2 separate regions of the Homo sapiens genome follow, and region 2 is linked to region 1. Evidence: chromatin contacts called from ENCODE Hi-C or POLR2A ChIA-PET data. All regions are on one chromosome and are shown on one strand. The core of a region is the stretch at or near the end of the contact, and the rest is flanking DNA. Distances in the headings are between cores, read along the strand shown.

Region 1 (2,840 bases), core at 71-2,570:
CTGGTACTTGTGGCTGCCTTCTATGAAGTCATTCTTCCCCATTTAAACACATAAGAGTCTGCCTTACATCAGAATGAGACGTAACTATCCCCTGTTAGTGTGGTTTTAAATCTTGAATCTAACAGCTAATGAAAGAAAAAAAAAAATCTATGCCCAGAAAAGGGAAGAGGTTCATCTATCAAAATGCAACTAGTTCTAGAGACTGATTAACAAAGTGTGTGACTGGAACAATTACTGTTCTCTCATTGTCCCAAAGTACTAGTTAGACATAGAAAACACTCAACACACGCAAAATGTATAAGCAGGAATGAGGGCTTGGACAAGTTAGTTATAAACAGCATTTCATATGTTGTGAGGTGCAGGCAGTACATCAGCCCTAACAATATTATTGCGTTCCTCTGAACTCTGCTCTCACAGCTAAGCATTTGGAAGGCAGACCCAGAATAAAGATAGGCATTCACAAAGCCAACATTTTATATTGAGGACCCTTGGTTCCACTTTTAATGTGCTATAAACTAGGGGCTTCACTTTTTCATGAACTGTGTGCAAAAGCAGAGGCAATGACTGGAGGTTGACTGTTTGGATCTGTTTTATGGTTGCTGTGCCTATACAGTAATGTGATCTTGAAAAAGGTAAACAACAAAGAGTTTAGCAGTGAAAAATATGCCTAATATAAATACAGCCGAGTACATGGCAGTTCAGAATTTTAAAAATATGACTGTGGCATTAAATTTTCTGGTGGAATTAACAGAGGAACATAATACAGCCTTTATGGCAATATATCTGAGACAGAAAAAGGAGATAATACATCTAACTCTATGGTCTATGTGGCATTCATATAAAGAAAAGCACAGTAGCTTTATTTAATTGAGAAAATGAATCAATTACAATGATGTTGCATCATCAAATTCTTGTGAAATAGAAGATATAAGTCACTGCATTGTGTAACTGTTAAAAAGTAATTGAGTATCTTAAGCATTTTGAATCAATTTCAGGTACTGGCACTGTTACCTTAATACAAAATTTATGAAGATGATTTCATATAATATGTTGCTATCAAAACTGTATAATAAAACCTGATAACGTCTCTCTTTAAAAACCTGGGCAAAACAGTATAGTTATAAGATTATAAAAAAAGACTTTGATATTGCTGTTTTTCTCTTTCTTTTAATGAAGAGCAAGCATAAATAGTACAGTTTTAAGTTGACTTAGACTAAGCTTTTAACCTGCAAAATAGGGCAAACTAGAGACTTTAAGACCTCAGTTCATGAGGAAGTTTCCTCCCCTCAGTTAATCTGATTCACACAACTCATATGTTTCTGGGGACAGTGTTTCATAATCCATTTCTGAATTCATTTCAAAACCTCTCACTTAGAATGTTTGCTGCATGTTCTCCTCAGAGAATGTTGTCATCCCCCTGACTCTTGGAAATTTGTGAAACACATTCTCTTTGATGTCAGAAATGGATTTCTGATTCTTTATTCATTACAAATAACTCCGTTGTTGAAGCAGATATATCTTACTAGGAATGTAGGGGTGGGGGGAGTATCAGTGTGTGCTTGAAAAAAAAATAAAAGCAAACTCCATAGATATCTCATGTCATAGGAGAGGTTATCCAGGCTTTTCAGTATTTTTTTAAAGGTAGTTTGGCTTGTTACTGAAATTCTTAACCACTTCCGGGTGGTGGTTACAGCTCCGCCTTCCCTTGTAATGTAAATCTTTACCTGCAGAATCTTGTCTGGAAATACTCATGGACTGGAGAAACCAGAAGAAGCAGTAATTCAGGACAACATCAAGCAGGGACTATCAACATAGACTAAGCCAGTCAACCTGGGACAGAGGTTTCTGAAAGTAGTGATTGGGGAGGAAGTGATGAAAAGCCAATAAGAGCAATGAGTGGGCGCCGTGTTCATTTGACAAATATATGGGAAAACACTTTTTAAAACACTCAGGCAGTAGGAAGAAGGGTGTGCTGATCAGCCACATGGATGCAAAAGAAATGCATAAACATAGCTGCAGCTCTTGAGAAACTCACAGTCTAGGTGAGAGGAACCAACATGTCAAAATGGATAATTTATCAACAATACCATACCAAGTATAAATGTATACAAATACAGTTGTTTTCAAATAACTCTATGATCATAGGCAAGTGTAATACAGATGCTGGAAGGAAAGGAGCTCTGGAGGAGCCCCAGCACCACCACACCCTGGCGCTGAGGCCTCAGGCCCGGACACTGTCCTCTGATAGGCCCAGCTTTCCCATCATAGAATAAAGATGATCATCCCTGCCAAACTCAGGGTGGTTGTACAGATCAAATGAGTTTGTATATGGGAAAGAATTTTTTAAAACACCTTTAAAAACATATAAGGGATTATTACTAGTTTCCCTGTATTTTACCGGCTGGTTGGAGCCCAGTTATCTCAGAAAACAGTTGACCCATCAGTATTTGGTTCCTGAAAAGTTCTCTGTTAGAAAATGTAGTACCTGGAGTTTCATTTTCATTGAGTTTATAATAACTGTAAGCTTTATTTTTCCTGGATGGGGAGGCACTGAAGTGTTTAGTACTTTAATGACTAAGTGGATGTTTTATTAATTTTTATGTCACGTTTTAGTAGCTTTGTAAGAAATGCAGTTTATCAGTGTTAAATGTGTGAGCAGCCTGCCTTCAGAATGTTGATCAGAAATGCGCTCTTACTGGACTCTGCATTTATTCCCTAAAAATCAGTGTGAAACTTCCATGAATTTGATTTTCCCAGAGAGCATTGCTGCCCTGGAAACAGGCAGAAGGAACTTTGGAAAAGGTGGAGTTGTTACCCCACTCCTAAGTTAGGTGCAAATA
Region 2 (2,740 bases), core at 11-2,510, 38 kb after region 1:
GCAGATTTGTATTGCAGAAGCCTTTTCTACTGTTGTGAGACATGGAGAGAAGCCGATGTGGGAATCACAGATGTGCATTTCAGTCTGCACTCGCCATTTTTATGTCTTAGCATCTGCTCTGTGCCCAGCATCCTGCCTGACACCGAGGAGGCAGCATGTCAGCCCCAAGTCCTGACCCCCCAGCCAGCTCACAGTCCAGTGAGGAAGGTGAGGGTAGACACAGCCAAGCACAGGATAGAATGTGAGAATTGCCAGAGACCCCCGCTCACCTTCTCCTCCCACCCTCACCTACCCCTTCACCTCAGGCCACTCCTGTGGAGTCCTGTGCTCCAAACTTCTGGCAGTCCCCAGATGCGTGAGGCATCCTCACACAGTCATGTCTTTGCTTGTGCTGTTTTCTCACCGCCAGATGGTGAACTTCTCCACCTCCGAAACCCAACTGGCACAACCTCTGTGAAGCTTTGCTAAGCGTGCTTCAGTTGGGTTGAGGACTTCCTTTTGCCTGTCACCCTTCACCCTGGCTAATACTTCTGTTAGTGCACTCGTCACGCTTTGTGGCAGTAACTTGTGGTAACAGTCAATAAAAGAGACCACAACCCCTCGAGGAAGAGATCATGTCTTATCTTTGTATCCTTAGCATCTAGCCCAGTCTCCAGCCTGAGTAGAATGCTCAAATATATGGTCATTGAATTTAAATGATATGAATTTAACAAGTGAAATGAATTTCTGCTAGGGGTATCTGGGGAGGCTTTGAGAATGGAGTGACAGGTGAGCTGGGACCCACGGACATTTGGGTATTTATGTGAGTATATTACTTTTCTGCACACAGATGTGAAAGGCAGCTTATATCATAAGTAAAAGTACCAGAGCCTCTAATAGCCACACTAGCCAGTATTCATACTACAATTTATTTTCTCTAAACAAACTTGAAGAGATTGAAGTAACAATTGCACCTAACTTGGGGCTGAAGATGAATCCAGAAAGGATCCTGTTTTATAATCTTTAAAAAATTGATTTATTATATAGAGAGAAATGGATCTAAACATAAAACATTTTAAACACTTAAGTTAGAGCATTCTTTCATCTAAGTTATCTCATTTGACCTTCACATGAACACTATAAGGATTATTCTTATTCCCATTTTACTGATGCATAAACTGGGTCTCAGAGAGGTTAATTTCCTTGCCTAGAGTCACACAGCCAGGAAAAACACAGGACTGTCCTACTGCACAACATCAAAGCTACACCCGTTGTTGCATAGTAGGCAGAGGATTGTTATTGTGGTTTAGAGAATTTCCGCTAAGTCAAACTATTTCTTGCAGTTAGAAAAATAAAGCTAAATACAAATACAGGACCACACAAACAAACTTGTAGGATTTCAGCAGAGTGTGCTTGTGAAGCCAATGCCCCTGTAGGATGCTTTGCTCAACTCCCTCCCTATGGTCCCTTCCACCTTGATGCCACAGGCTGCATCTGCAGGGCCGTGGTCGAGGCAGAGAGCAGATGGCTGCACACACTCTCCACCCATCCCCAGGTGGCAGGGTGGCCTGGTTGAAGCCTGAGCCTCAGTAGAGACAAAACACAAAAGAGGAAGTAATTACCAACAGTTTGCACCTGGTCTGTTAGTTGGTTATCTGAGGGGAAGCTGTGAGAATTTATGTAATCATTGTTTCTTTGGTTTTGGCAAAAACTGAGGGCAGAGTGTGTCCTGACAGCTGTCTGGTCACAAACCTTTCTGCCTTTCCACTTCTGCCATCATGGGTATAGAAATGGGCAACTTCCAAGAGATGATGTTCCTCAAGTTTGGGAGAAATTACCTTTAACTCAACAAACTTTTTACTGAGCACATTCGTGTTTAGCTGAACTCGGAGTATGGGCTGTGCACCAGTGGTAGTATCTGAACTGTTTGTTGTTTTTTCCCTGAGACAGGGTCTTACTGTGTCACCTAGGCTGGAGTGCAGTGACACGATCTTGGCTCAGTGCAGCCTCAATCTCCCAGGCTCAGGTGATCCTCCTACCTCAGCACCCGCCCTTCCTTGAGTAGCTGAGACTACACATGAACAACACTATGGCTAATTTTTGTATTTTCAGTAGAGACGGGGTTTCCCCATGTTGCCCAGGCTGGTCTCAAACTCCTGACCTCAAGTGATCCGCCTGCCTGGGCCTCTCAGAGTGCTGGGATTACAGGTGTGAGCCACCGTGCCCGGCCCCGAACTGTTTCTTAAACACAGGAAGATAAGGAATTTGTGCCAGGATATAAATCAAGCCTGTCTGAAAGCATTCTGTTTAGTTCAGTTCAGCTTTTTGGAGCAAAACGTTGTGAGCGAAGAAAGCTGTTTGCGGTTCACATTGCAGCATGGCTACTTGTATCATTGCAGGCCAGCAGCAAGCAGTTCACAGGACGACTACTTGAGTGGCACAGCTGTAGGGAATACAGAGGGCTATCAGACACTAATCCAGCAAACACAAATCCATCATACATGCAAACAAAGTAGTCAGGTCACACAAACAGGAAGCCAAACAATCGGGGTCCATCTTGAAGGGAGAGGGGAAACAGCAAGGAGAAGACAACCCACAGATGTCCACACCAACACAGGTGCTGGAGGTGTGGAGGCAGCAGGGGACCTGGCATGGAGCCATGACCTCGCTCATCCTATGACCTTGATGGAAGGAGGGGAAAGGTAGAAGGGTTTGTGATCTGACAACTGGCAGGATGTGTTGTGCGTAAAGCCTGGAGAGG

What was found. Hi-C counts contacts between places; a loop is a spot of excess contacts on that map. ChIA-PET counts read pairs that join two places held with the same protein, here RNA polymerase II (POLR2A). Pooled maps may share reads with other maps.
Region 2: a loop to region 1 is called in a map with no recorded cell type, with 2.7 times the contacts of the local background. The contact joins two enhancer-like sites. A Hi-C loop is called at or near these places in 2 of 168 maps with a recorded cell type or tissue (breast epithelium and mammary epithelial cell), 3 of 37 single-sample maps with no recorded cell type and 2 of 50 pooled maps. POLR2A ChIA-PET finds 5 or more read pairs at or near these places in 5 of 52 experiments (BJ, CD4-positive, alpha-beta T cell, OCI-LY7 and 2 more).

Annotation. Positions count from the first base shown.
Region 1 is chr15:67,744,896-67,747,735 of GRCh38, forward strand. The region is part of intron 17 of MAP2K5 (mitogen-activated protein kinase kinase 5); the gene reads left to right. Among named protein-coding and RNA genes, the nearest start is that of SKOR1, 79 kb to the right of the region's middle. Within about 2 kb of position 1,321, at least 2 of the 41 ENCODE cell types and tissues checked have a DNase peak (open chromatin) inside an H3K27ac peak, as active enhancers do.
Region 2 is chr15:67,783,036-67,785,775 of GRCh38, forward strand. All of the region lies in intron 21 of MAP2K5 (mitogen-activated protein kinase kinase 5), which reads left to right. Among named protein-coding and RNA genes, the nearest start is that of SKOR1, 41 kb to the right of the region's middle. Within about 2 kb of position 1,261, at least 5 of the 41 ENCODE cell types and tissues checked have a DNase peak (open chromatin) inside an H3K27ac peak, as active enhancers do.